2 separate regions of the Homo sapiens genome follow, and region 2 is linked to region 1. Evidence: chromatin contacts called from ENCODE Hi-C or POLR2A ChIA-PET data. All regions are on one chromosome and are shown on one strand. Each heading gives the region's core, a stretch centred on a gene start or an enhancer-like site at or near the end of the contact. The rest is flanking DNA. Distances are from core to core; before and after follow the strand shown.

Region 1 (6,718 bases), core at 3,791-6,290:
GGAAGTAACATCTTAGCTGGCTTTAGAGGAAGAAAATAGTTACATGTGAGGCACTTGAAGATTCTGAAGAGAAGGAGTAAAGACATTGTTGACCATGCAGGTGGTCCATTCTCAAGGCATGAAATCATTGAGTAATTCTTAATGCAGAACAAAGTTTCAGGAAGATAGACACAGCTTACAGTTTATGACTGGACCTTTGTTTTTTTTTTTTTTTTTTTTATAGAAACTGGCATTAAGACCTAGGAACTTTTTTGAAAACCAAAATATTTCTTGAACACTGGGGATGAGGTTTTTTTTTTTTTTTTTTTGATGGAGTCTCACACTGTCTTCCGGCCTGGAGTGCAGTGGCGCAATCTCGGCTCACTGCAACATTCACCTCCCAGGTTCTAAGTGATTCCAGGAGAATCACCCAGCCTCCCAAGGAGCTGGGATTACAGGTGCCTGCCACCATGCCCGGCTAATTTTTTGTATTTCAGTATTTTTAGAGACAGGGTTTTGCCATGTTGACCAGGTTGGTCTCGAACACCTGACCTCGTGATCTGCCTGCCTCGGCCTCCCAAAGTGCTGGGATTACAGGTATGAGCCACTGTGCCCAGCCATGGGTTTTTTAAATTTTTTTTAGACAGAGTCTTGCTCTGTCACCCAAGCTGGAGTGCAGTGGTGCAATCTCAGCTCACTGCAGCTTCCGCCTCCCGGGTTCAAGTGATTCTTCTGCCTCAGCCTCCTGAGTAGCTGGGATTATAGGTGCCACCACCACGCCCAGCTAATTTTTGTATTTTTAATAGATATGGGGTTTTACCATGTTGGCCAGGCTGGTCTTGAACTCCTGACCTTGTGATCCACCCACCTCAGCCTCCCAAAGTGCGGGGATTACAGGCGTGATCCACCAAGCTTGATTGATTTTTTAAATCTCTATCAAAAGTTGTAGTCGTACTGTAGTATTTTCCAAATAGTTTTGGAAAGTAGTTTTTTAAACGAAATTTAGTGTTAAAATGGCAATATTAATCTTAAACAATTTAAGTTCTAGATGTTCGTGTTTTTTAATGTACGTATGTATTTATATCCTATACTCTAGTTTCCAAAAATTATAAATATACCATATGCCAATAGAGCAATTTTGGCTCATGAAGAAGTATCATCAAATACTAGTTATCATACTGTGTCATTGCCTCTTTAAAATGTGAAAATTTTACTTTTTAAAGCCTTGTTTTCCTCATTGGCAACATTCAAACAAAAAATAAAGAAGAAAAATCCTGATAGAAAAAGTAAGTTGTTAAAAGTAAAAATGCCCTGCTCTAAGAAGTAGTCTTGTGGTGCTGAGTTAACTGATCATCAGGCAACAGGGGATCCCTCATCCCCCACCCTCCAGCTTTGTTTGGAATTGTACTTCTGAAGTGCATCACGCTGCTCAAATCAAATTGCTCACTTAATATTTAATGTTTCTGCGATGGAATCACTTTCTCCCTTGAGGTTGACTTCAGATTTACCAGACACACTGACAACACTGTACTCCTTATTTTCCCCACATGACCTCAGCTTCTGCTTTAAAAATGTACGAATAAAGGATGCTTTTGTTCATATCTTGCCTGCCTGTGATATATTGACAAAGTGTCTGCGGGCTCAATGGAATAGTTTTACAGTATGAGTGCTGTTTTCAGTGGAGGGGCAGGACTTGGGCTTTAGAAGGAAGTGAATTGGATAGGTCAGGAGAATGTACCATTTGTAAACACCCCTTTCCTTTTTTATTCACGTGTCAGGACAGCAGGAGCAGGCTGTTCAGTGCCCGTCCCTGCGCAGAGCCGGAGGGAAAGCAGCTTGGAAGTCAGCTGCAATTTTTAAACCTTGCTTTTTATTCCCTGGTAATGATCTTCAAGTGCTTAGACTTGTCTGAGAAGCTGTTTTGAAACTAACATGGTTTAGTCCACTAACTGCATGTTGGGTAAATTCAAAACCCACATGCTCGTCCTCTTGCAGTGGAATAAGTCACATCTGATGGACATTTTCTGTGCTTATAGCATAGTAATGAACGTCTGACAGGCGCGACCTTTCATAAGACAACCCACACTATTGGCTTTCTGCCCAGAATATTGCTGCAACACTATCTGTGATTGGTTATCTCTCTATCATGCATTGCTTCACAAGGGGAAACGGCCCCTTTTTTTAATAAATCTACGATGGCTGGCTGCAATATGCCTCACTGTAAGTATTTTGTGTATGTATGTGTGGGAGAGAGAGAGAGAGGCTGACTTGAATATTACTTAGTCTGGTATCACATGGCAAGGTTGTGATACTGTAGGACATCAGTGAAGTGCTACTTAGTAAATCTTAACCTATCTCTTTTTTCTACAGGTTGGTACTAAGAAGTGCCTTTCCTGACGTCTCTGCTGCTTGGAACCGCTTCTAGAGCAGTCTCTGCTTTTGCCTTGCTTGCTGCCAGCTAGACTGTGACGACAGCACATCCACCCTCCACCTCTAGCCCAGACACCCCCATTTCTACTTATAATCAAGAGAAAAGCTCTAAGTATCTGGCATTGCCCTAGGCTGCTTTAGTGTTAAAAGAAAAGTTTGCTGAAAAAGTAAGATATCTTCTGCCAGGAAATCAAGGAGGAAAAAAAAAATCATTTTCTCGATTTTGCTCTAAACTGCTGCATCTGTCTATGCCAAACTAATCAATACCGATTGCACCACCAAACTCCATTGCAAATTCAGCTGTGAGGAGATTCCCTTTCAGACAACTTTGCTGAAAGCAGCTTGGAAATTCGGTGTCGAAGGGTCTGCCACGTTTTCATGCTTGCATTTTGGGCTCCAAATTGGCACTGGGAAGGGGTTACTGAGAGCACAAGGCTGATACCAGGCCCTACTTTTAAACGTTCATCTACTTACAATCCTAGTATTTCTCTAAAAACCAAAACCTCTTTGAATTAACAGTTTCATGCTGTGAATTTCTAGTGGGAGATCTTTTCCTTGATATTGACGACACAATTTTCCATGTACTTTTAAAGCAGGGAGTGGGGAAAAGTATTTTGAGGGGACATTTTCATCATCAGTTCAGCTTTTTTTTTTTGGTTGTTGCTCTTTTTTGGGGGGGTTGGGTTTGTTGGTTTCACTGAAACATTTAACTACCTGTAAAATCTAAACATGGCTGTTAGTGTCACACCAATTCGGGACACAAAATGGCTAACACTGGAAGTATGTAGAGAGTTCCAGAGGGGGACTTGCTCACGGCCAGACACGGAATGTAAATTTGCACATCCTTCGAAAAGCTGCCAAGTTGAAAATGGACGAGTAATCGCCTGCTTTGATTCATTGAAAGTGAGTAACTATTATATTCTTTTAAGGATATTCAATGATTGAATGAGGGGTATATGGACATACAGTTCTCTGCATATGGGATTATGGATTGCTTTGTTCATAGTTTAGTTATACAGTGTGTTGATGATGTTGGGCTGGGGAACTTTACGAGAAGCAGTAGAATCAAGTCTGGCCAAACTTTGTTATGAATAACTTTATCAGTCCTTTCACTGCATGTTTTTTTTTGCTAGGGCAGAAAGTGTTGACATATTTTTCACTTAGTAATGGCAAAGTGTCTGTCTGTCCCTGGAAATGGTAAATGTAGCTACCTGTGAGTGTTTAGCATATGCATATATTATATATAAGGCCATGGCAATAGCTGAATGAGGATGATTTTTATTTGTTGGTAAAGGCATTGTACAGTTGCAAAAGAGAAGCAGATTTAAAATCAGCTAAACTTGGATAGACTTTTTACTCTTTTAATATTTTGACATTTTAGATTTTCTTTTTATTTTGTGGGCATTTTATTTTCAGGCCAGAGCCACGCATTTTATGGAAAATGTAACTAGAAGTAAGGTGCTGAACTGCTGCTACAGCACCTTACCTGAGGCACAAACTTTGTTGCATGTGAGTTATATAAATAAGTAGAAACTCATAAGTACTATTGTTTATTGGATTTTTCCAGCTTCAAAAATTCTAATGTGAATTAGCAGTTTATTTTCTGTTAGATCATGATTTTTTTTTATTTGTAATAGTCTTAGCTAGAAATGTTAAAAGTTAGCTTTTGTGGGCACCATAATACTAAAATATTTACTTTAGTGTTTCTTGACATTCAAAAATGTCATTGGATTTGTAATTCAGGTATCATATTTGAAAATGAGTCTTTTAAAAGATAACATAAATATCTTTATTTTGACACACAAGGTCAAGACTAGAAATGTGTTCCTGGGTACTTTCAGCCTACTTGGTTTAATCAAATTGCTTTTGAATATGAATGTCCTAATTTAATTCTTTGGACCTTTGAGGGGAGGACACTATCACTTCTACATATGTAGAGAAGTAAAAGTCTCATAGATCCATCTTGTCTTTAAAAATATATGGTGCTATAATAATCTTTTCTTTAATAACATCAGGGTGAGTTATGAGTTAATTGTTTCAGTTCATTGTTTCCTGGTCCATTTTAGGCTGTTCATTTTGCTAAAGTTTTTGCCAAAGATTTCGAGAATATGATCTTTAGAGTTGAACAGAAAGGAGGTATTAACAACAAAAATATTTTAAAATGTTAGATTCTTCTTAATGTCATAGTCCTAAAGATCAATAAGCAAAAGTTATAAACTCCCATTGAGACTTTCTTCACCCTTTCCTTTGAGAGGCATCAGTGAAGGGCACAGTGGTTGTACCTCCGTGAATGTGTATTCCTAAATTCATGCTGGCTGAATTCAGGTGTAATTAGAGACTGAGACCCATAAAATGAGGGGCAAGGAGCTAATTACTCTTGTCGGTAACCAGCTGTGGCCATAAGTAACCCTGTTTTGACCCAATTAATAGTAAATCCAATTTTTAATCCTACAGACAGTTGATGGTGCACTCGTAGCTGCAAAATGAAGGACATTAAATTTGGCTGTGACATTGAGTGGTTACACAGAAGACCTGCTTCTACAACATTTGGAAACATTGTGAAACATTACTATTCAGTTGCTATTTTTCCATCTCAAAATATTTTTTTTTAGTTGCTGCTCACTTATGGCCACAGAACAGTCCCTTTTTGAGTAAAGCAGCAAGGTTGCTTAATGACATGCTATGTGGTTAACAAGATTCAACTGCCACATCAAGGACTTTAAATAATTTCAAGATTTTAAATGTATTTATGAAATGAACTCATTACAGCAGCTAATCAATGCAAACTTTGTCCTTTTTCTTTGTCTTTCTAAGAGAAACTGAATTTAATTTAAATTTAAATTACAGTGTCTAAAACTTGGTAAAATATTTTAAATTTGAATAAGAGGAAAAAAAAAACATGAATTTATTTATGATGGAGCTTCATACCCAGGACAGTAGCTTCTTAAATGTTAGTAAAATAATTATGTTAAGCATTAAAACAATTTTGAATATGTAATTAAGCATTTATGTTAAAAAACATGTTTCTTACGTGTGTGTGTATATATTTATAACTGACACATGTGATTCTTTGTACAGTATTTAGAATCCTTCCCTTCAGATAGCAGTCCTCTTGTATTCAGTCTTGTGGCTAAAATAGATCAAAAACATATTTTAAAACTGTTAAAGTAACTGTATGACTCATGCTTGAAGTTCTGAAATTTGGGAGCGTTATGAGGTTTCCATGCCATTAACCGCTAGATCATTTGCATTCTCTCACAGAGTAAACGGAAAAAAATTTAGAAAACTTGTAATAATCCTGACTTCTTTAATAAAATGTGTCCTGTGTATTGCTTAAATCCATAGTCCAGCCTTTTCTGAGTTCTTGAGCCATGAGATGGAGGTGGCCTGTGTAATCTACTATTTTTAGAAAGTTAGGAAAGCAAACCAAATACTCTCTGAGAGGACCCTATGAAATGGCTGTACCCTTCAGCTGTGCTGCTTCAGACTTTGGCCAGGCTCCCAGGTGACTTACGTTAATAGCAGACTTCTAGTTAGAAGAGGAGAATTTATTTCATTAAAAAAAAAAAAAATAAGTCAAACAGTTCAAGAAAGTATTCATTTATGTAAAAGAAGTCAATTGGTATGTTACTAAAGATAATAGGAAGAAAATTAGCTCACTATTTTAGTTGCATACTGATGATTTTAAGGTTTAAATAATTAGATTTAAATATACCGTATGTAAATGTAGAAGTCTGTATCGTAATAAATCTGTTGCTAAGTAAAATGGGAATACATGACAACGAGGAATGTAGGTATTAAGAATGTCAGAATTAGAACGAGAACAGTAAAAGAGCAAAAGCTGTAATAATGTGTGCTAGTATATAAACAATACTCTAAATACTTAGTTTCTCTAATTTTCCTTTTACAATTGCAGTTTTAATTTATAATAGTCTAAGAGCGTATTCAAGCTGAGACTTAAATTGCTTACGTGCTATAGATTTAGGTGTATTAGCTATTTCAGAAATCCAGAACATTTGCAAAGGTGCATTATTTTATGCCAAAGAGGATTATGTTCCCCTATGGCTTGTGAAAGAGATAGGAAAAAAGAAAAGAAAAATATTAACACTGCAAGCCACCATTAGAAAATTATATTTCAAAAATGATGTTTCAAATCAATGACAAATTGCCTATTCAGTCATGAGCTCTCAACTAAAATTTGGGGAGTCAATGTAAAGAAAGCCTACAGAATGTATTTTAATATTTGCCAAGTTATTTATACCCTCAAAAAAAAAGCTTTTACGATATGATCAACAGAAATAGACTTATT
Region 2 (6,174 bases), core at 3,403-5,902, 78 kb before region 1:
GAATCTATGGATATGAAATGCACAAATACAGAGGGGTAAATGTGTGTCCAGAGACACGAAACAGAACATTAAAAATACGGGATGAAAGCCAGGTTTGCTCAATCTCATGGTGCTGCGTCTTAGAGCAAATAGCATTCTCATGTTTCCTGGTCTCACTTTTCATTGCAAAAGAGTCTCCATTTTCAGAAGCAACCTGGCATTTTCATGAAAGCTACCCTGATGTGCTCTGTCCTCCCCAGTTGCCAAAACCTTTTTTCTCCAGGTTTTGTAAGCCTGAGAGCATTGACTTGTTAAATTACAAATAGCTACATAGGGAACCAGATTAATACACAGCAGCCAGATTCATACACAGAAGCATTTTAGTAATGAACTTGAGAAAAACTAAAAATTTTCAGGAACGTGCTGGAATGTCAGGCACTGTGACCAGATTCTTGGAAGGTATTTGGGGGCAAGGATATTTACTGGAAACCCATCAAAGGCAGAAAAAGCTGCTCTTTGAAATGTGTATAATCTGATCTTTTCTAGTGACAGAATGACAATTTACATCCAATGTTTGTGGTAGTACAAGAATTGCTTTATTTAGCAGAAAAGAGGGATATGGCTGGTAATGGTTGATGTCTCTGTGTTTAACATGTAGATTGAACAGGAAGGGTGAACTATTAGAAGTAGAAGGCAGACGGAAGGACACGACAATTGAATGAAGTGTCAGAAAGAAAATAAATGCACTAGATTTTCTTTTCACAGAGTAACATTTTCCTTTCCATGACAAGAGACAGAGGGACATGCTTATAGATGACAAAGCAATTTTCTTCAATTTACAGTACTTCTTTAGTGCAGGGCAGTCCAATAGAATATCTGTAATAATGGAACATTTTTATAGCTCAGCTGTCTAATAAAATACCCACTAGCTACATATGGCTATTAAGAACTTGAAATGTAGCAAGTGCTATTAAGGAGCTAATGCTTTTAAATTTTTAATTAATTTAAATTTAAATAGCATCATATTGGACAGTGCAGCAGGCAAAATAGGCATTGAAGCCATTTCTCCACCTTTCCTGCCAAATTTAATAAGATTAGTTTTGGTTACATTTTATTTTTTTCTAAGTATTATCAAGAATTTGAAGCTATATTGCTGGTAGTATAAGCTAGCTTACTCAGGTGAGAAGTCTAAAGTAAGTGATATGGATCAGCCTTTCAAGCCTTGATCCATACTGTGTGCTATCACAAATAATGTTATTGAAATAAAAGTAATTTCACAAATATGTATTAATAGTATCTATCCAAATATACAAATAAAAATCATTTATATAAAATAGCATGGGATGTTAACGAGTTAAAGTAAAAATTAGTTAAGATGATGATTCCCTTTGTGCCATAGAAGAATGAGCTATCTGGAAAAAACATCAGCCAGTGACTTGAACCTCCTTCCTTAGTGGTTACATATTGCGAGGAAAGGAGGAACAATAAAAAGAAGGAGAGAATATAATTCAGGCTTTTCAAACTCAAATATCTACAGGGCCTAGGCAAAATGTTAATATGGGATTTATGAATCCATGGTAAGTGTGCCCCTCTCTCCCCCAAACCCCCACCCCCACCACTCCAATGTATTCTAGTCTTCTGGTTACACCAGGGGACCATCTGCTCAGTCAATCTGCCCTCACTACCACTACCACTGCCCAAGTCCACCTGAGGTAGCCGTCTGGCCTCTTTCATGTATGTTTCAACACCACTGTACTAAATGATTTCTATAGTCATCTTTAGTCCTGGCACCCTTTGATTCTAAGATTACATATTCAATATCCTTGATGGAGGAAAAAGGAGTCCTGCTTGAGTCAAAATGCTAAATCTTGGAGTTTTGATGTATGAGGATAATTTTATAACTGCTATAACCATTTATGAATAGAGGCTTTAGAGGTTGTTATATGTGTTTTTTTCCTATGTAAAGTACTATTCACTGTTTATTTGCACACCAAGTTAGAATCTCTAAATTAGGGGAACTAACTAGTAGTATGTTTACCTTATTTATTTTGCATATTACCACAAAATATCTACCTACCTCCAGTCTAGGAACAAAATACGTGCTCCATAAATATTTAATAAGTGAATGCTACAGAGATTCCTATAATAAACACAATCAAACATATTTGTCTGCACAGTAAAGAGTTACTACTGAAAAACTTCTAAATCCTTTAACTGTGACAGTGTCTGACAGCATAGCGGTCATTTCATTTTGTACTTTTGTTCACTTTTAATGTCAGATCCAAAAAAACATGGCAATAGTTAAAGTCAGTGATGAGAATTTATACCTGCTGGTTATGAATCCTCAGAGAGTGGCATGGAATGTTTCACTTATCTTGGGCTTTATCTCACCCACAAACCTAACTCTGTCTCCTTCCCTCAACTCTCAAAACTTGGTAATTTTCAGCCATTAGTTTATGATACGTGCTGAGATGATTTCTTTCTGTTTATTCTGCTTAGGAACTATGAGATTTATGGATCTGTAGGTTTACAGTTTTCAACAAATATGGAAATTTTGTCTATTCTTTCTGTCCTCTGTTCTCCCTCTTTTTCATTCTGGGTCTCCAGTTACCTATATTATCCCACAGAGTATTGAAGCTTTGTTTCTGTTTTTTAGTTATTATTTTCTCTGTGCTTCATTTTAGATAGCTTCTGTTGCTATAGCTTTAAATCTACTGATCTTTTCTTCTGAAATAAATTACTTACCACTGTTAATTTTATCCAGTGAATTCCTCATTTCAGATATTTAATTTTCATCTCTAGAAGTTCCATTTGTTTCTCTTTTACATTTTCTATTTGTGTCTCATAATTTTTATGTTTTCTTTTATATCCTTGAGGATATGGAGCATATTCATAATAGATATTTTAAAGTTCTTGTCACCAATTTTATCATCTCATTCATTCCTAGGATTGTTTGTCTCTATTGAGTGACTTTTCCCAGTGCCAAACATTGTGAATTTTAATTTGCTGAGAGCCAGATTTTGTTGAATCCCTTTAAAGATTGTTAAGCTTTGGCCACATTTTAGAACTTTGGTCTTTTGAAGCTTCTTTCTAAGTTATTTTAGGAAAGGTCTAGAATAAAACTTACTCTGGGCTACTTTGGCTCCATTTCTAAGATATGGGCCCTTCTGTGAAATTTACTGGATGTTTTTTGTATTCAATAAGGCATCTCTACTCTGGCTAATCGGAATTCAAAAAACTACCAGTTCTGTGCGAGTTCTGTGAAGTGTTCATCTTACATAATTTTTCTCTTCCTGGAAGATATTTCTAGTTTTGACTCATGGGACTTCACAGTACTCATGCATATTTGGTGTTCAGCCAAAGAATTATAAGGATCTCTAGCCAGATTTTGGAAGTCTTTCTCCACTTAGTTCCTTTATCTCAGGTACTTTGCCCCACAAATTCTAACTGCTGCAGCCTCCCAAATTGGGATATTTGTCCCCCCAGTTCAATGAGATTCCCAGGCTTATTCTGGTTTCCTCATTCCTTTGCTGCAGCTTGAAAAGTACCTTCAAACAAAATGCTCCTCATTTGTTTCTTTTTTCAGAGACCATTATCTGCACTGCCTATGGTCCAGGGTCCGTCTTTCGTTTTTTCCTTCCAACTTTTATTTTAGGTTCAAGGGGTACATGTGCAGGTTTGTTACATGGGAGAATTATGTGTTGCTGGGGTTTGGTGTACAAATGATTTAATCACCCAGATACTAAGCATAGTCTCCAACAAGTAGTTTTTTAGTCCTGACCCTTCTCCCACCTTCTACCCTCAAGTAAGCTCCGGTGTCTGTTGGTCCCCTCTTATAAGTTTCCAACTTACAAGTGAGAACGTGCGGTATTTTGTTCCCTTTCCCTGCATTAATTGACTTAGGTTGATGGCATCCAGCTGCATCCATGTTGCTGCAAAGGACATAATTTGATTCTGTTTTATGGCTGCATAGTATTCCATGGTGTATTGTACTGCATTTTCTTTTCTTTTCTTTTTCTTTTTTTTTTTTTTTTTTTTTTTTTTGAGATGGAGTCTCGCTCTGTTGCCCAGGCTGGAGTGCAGTGGCACGATCTGGGCTCACTGCAAGCTCCGCCTCCTGGGTTCACGCCATTCTCCTGCCTCAGCCTCCTGAGTAGCTGGGACCACAGGCGCCCGCCACCACGCCTGGCTAATTTTTTTTGGTATTTTTAGTAGAGACGGGGTTTCGCAGTGCTAGCCAGGATGGTCTCGATCTCCTGCCCTCGTGATCCGCCCGCCTCCGCCTCCCAAAGTGCTGGGATTACAGGCATGAGCCACCGCGCCCGGCCTGTACTGCATTTTCTTTATCCAGTATACCATTGATGGCCATCTAGACTGATTCCATGTTTTTGCTATTGTAAAATGTGCTGCAGTGAACATACATGTGCATATGTCTTTATGGTAAAACGATTTATATTCCTTTAGGTATATAACCAGTAATGGGATTGCTGGGTTGGAAAGGTAGTTCTGTTTTAAGTTCTTTGAGGACTCTCCAAACTGCTTTCCACTGTGGCTGAACTAATCCAGTTTCTAAAAATAAATATTTTCTATATTTACTCAGTTTTCTAGTTGTTTATGGGTGAAAGTTAATTCTACACTCTGTCACTCCCCCAGGGCCAGAAGCAGAAGTCTCCTGGTTTTCAAGCATGACTTCCTATTGTGCTTATGGTTTCACTTCAGTTGCTTTTAACACACAAGATCCTGTCTTACCACTGTACTTATATGTATACAAAATTAAAACATTCCTGAATAAGTGATTGTTTTTGCTTAGGTTATTGCTTTTCCTATTCTCAAGAGAATCTAAAATATTTTTTGATCTAGATTTTTGACTGGAATATCAAACCACTTTTGAGACAAGAGGCTTTTGTATTTGAGATGGAGAATCAGGTGGAGACAGAATTAGAACTGTTCACTCACAGTTCCAATTATTAGTGGTGGTATCTGCAGATTCAGGCTGCCATAAGAATAACTCAAATCTCAGTGAGAATGAAAGTATGATATTATATAGATTTTTATTATAATTAGTTAATTATAAGATAAGAGAGAAAATTTTCTCTTGTTGGTTGCTTTCTCTTCTAGGTGTTATCTATTACTCTGTTTTCGGTGAAACCCAGGATTATGTGACAGAAAGTTTTTGTATGAAAACTCCTTGAAAATCAGTTTTAAATGTAGCTACAAAGTTAGGCAGTTACTACCATTCCAAATTAGGAAGAAGATGTAGCTGCAGATCTAGTTAGGCAGAAATTATCACTTTTTTTACCTTTGAAGATGAGAAATATAGAACTATTACCAAAATTGATCTTAATGTAATAATCATCATGAAGCATTAGTGAACATATAAGTTAATAGCTTTGTTCCATTTGAATCAGAAAATTCACAGATTCTATGTAGTGCCAATGGTGCCAAGATTATATTATATCATTGTTTTAAAATTATTATTCATATCTCTATAATACAATTCAACCGGAAAAAAATGATTATTTTTTTAGAGTCAGGGTCTTGTTCTGTCACCCAAACCGGAGTGCAATAGCACAATCAAAGCTCAATGCAGTCTCAAACTCCTGGCCTCAAGTGATCCTCCCACCTCAGTCTCCCAAGTAGCTGGAATTACAGGCGCACGCCACCAAGCTAGGTTAAATTTTTTTATTTTTATTTTAGTAGAAATGGGGCTTTACTATGTTGCCCAGGCTGGAAAAAAAAAATGATTTTTATGTGCAGAATTAAGATGCTGTGTGCCCTAGAGGAAGAAGAATGCCCAAGTGATTTTTGGTGTTGACCTAAACCTTTATTCAAGAACACTCACCGTTTAATAATAATGTTTTACTGTATACATTTGTAAGTACATAAACCACATTTTAAAAAATGCTCATCTATTCCTAAAAATCATCCTAAGTAAAGTTACTAATTGAGTCAGGTAAACAGCAAAGACCTTTTTGTGACATATTTCAGAGTGAAATACCCATGACTTTTAACTTTAAACATTTAGCAGCATAAACAGTGGTAAGTTTGTCTTAGACCATTTGGAAAATTGCCTGGAAAGAGTTTGGGTCTTAGAAAGAATTTTGCTTCAACGTGAGATCTGTGAATTGGAGAGCTGTGAAACACTGTGCAGAGAGGCACCAACACTTTCCCGCCCCCTTTATAGTTAGTTGTAGG

What was found. Hi-C counts contacts between places; a loop is a spot of excess contacts on that map. ChIA-PET counts read pairs that join two places held with the same protein, here RNA polymerase II (POLR2A). Pooled maps may share reads with other maps.
Region 2: a pooled map shows a loop between it and region 1 (2.0-fold over the local background). The contact joins two enhancer-like sites. A Hi-C loop is called at or near these places in 1 of 50 pooled maps. POLR2A ChIA-PET finds 5 or more read pairs at or near these places in 10 of 52 experiments (A549, CD4-positive, alpha-beta T cell, OCI-LY7 and 5 more).

The regions. Positions count from the first base shown.
Region 1 is chr3:152,297,056-152,303,773 of GRCh38, forward strand. MBNL1 (muscleblind like splicing regulator 1) reads left to right here. Exons shown (of 10, transcript NM_021038.5): 2 at 2,350-3,312. The coding sequence starts at 3,139. Among named protein-coding and RNA genes, the nearest start is that of MBNL1-AS1, 31 kb to the left of the region's middle. RefSeq lists an enhancer at 5,479-5,578. Within about 2 kb of position 5,041, at least 23 of the 41 ENCODE cell types and tissues checked have a DNase peak (open chromatin) inside an H3K27ac peak, as active enhancers do.
Region 2 is chr3:152,219,264-152,225,437 of GRCh38, forward strand. No RefSeq gene overlaps it. Among named protein-coding and RNA genes, the nearest start is that of LINC02917, 17 kb to the left of the region's middle. Within about 2 kb of position 4,653, at least 2 of the 41 ENCODE cell types and tissues checked have a DNase peak (open chromatin) inside an H3K27ac peak, as active enhancers do.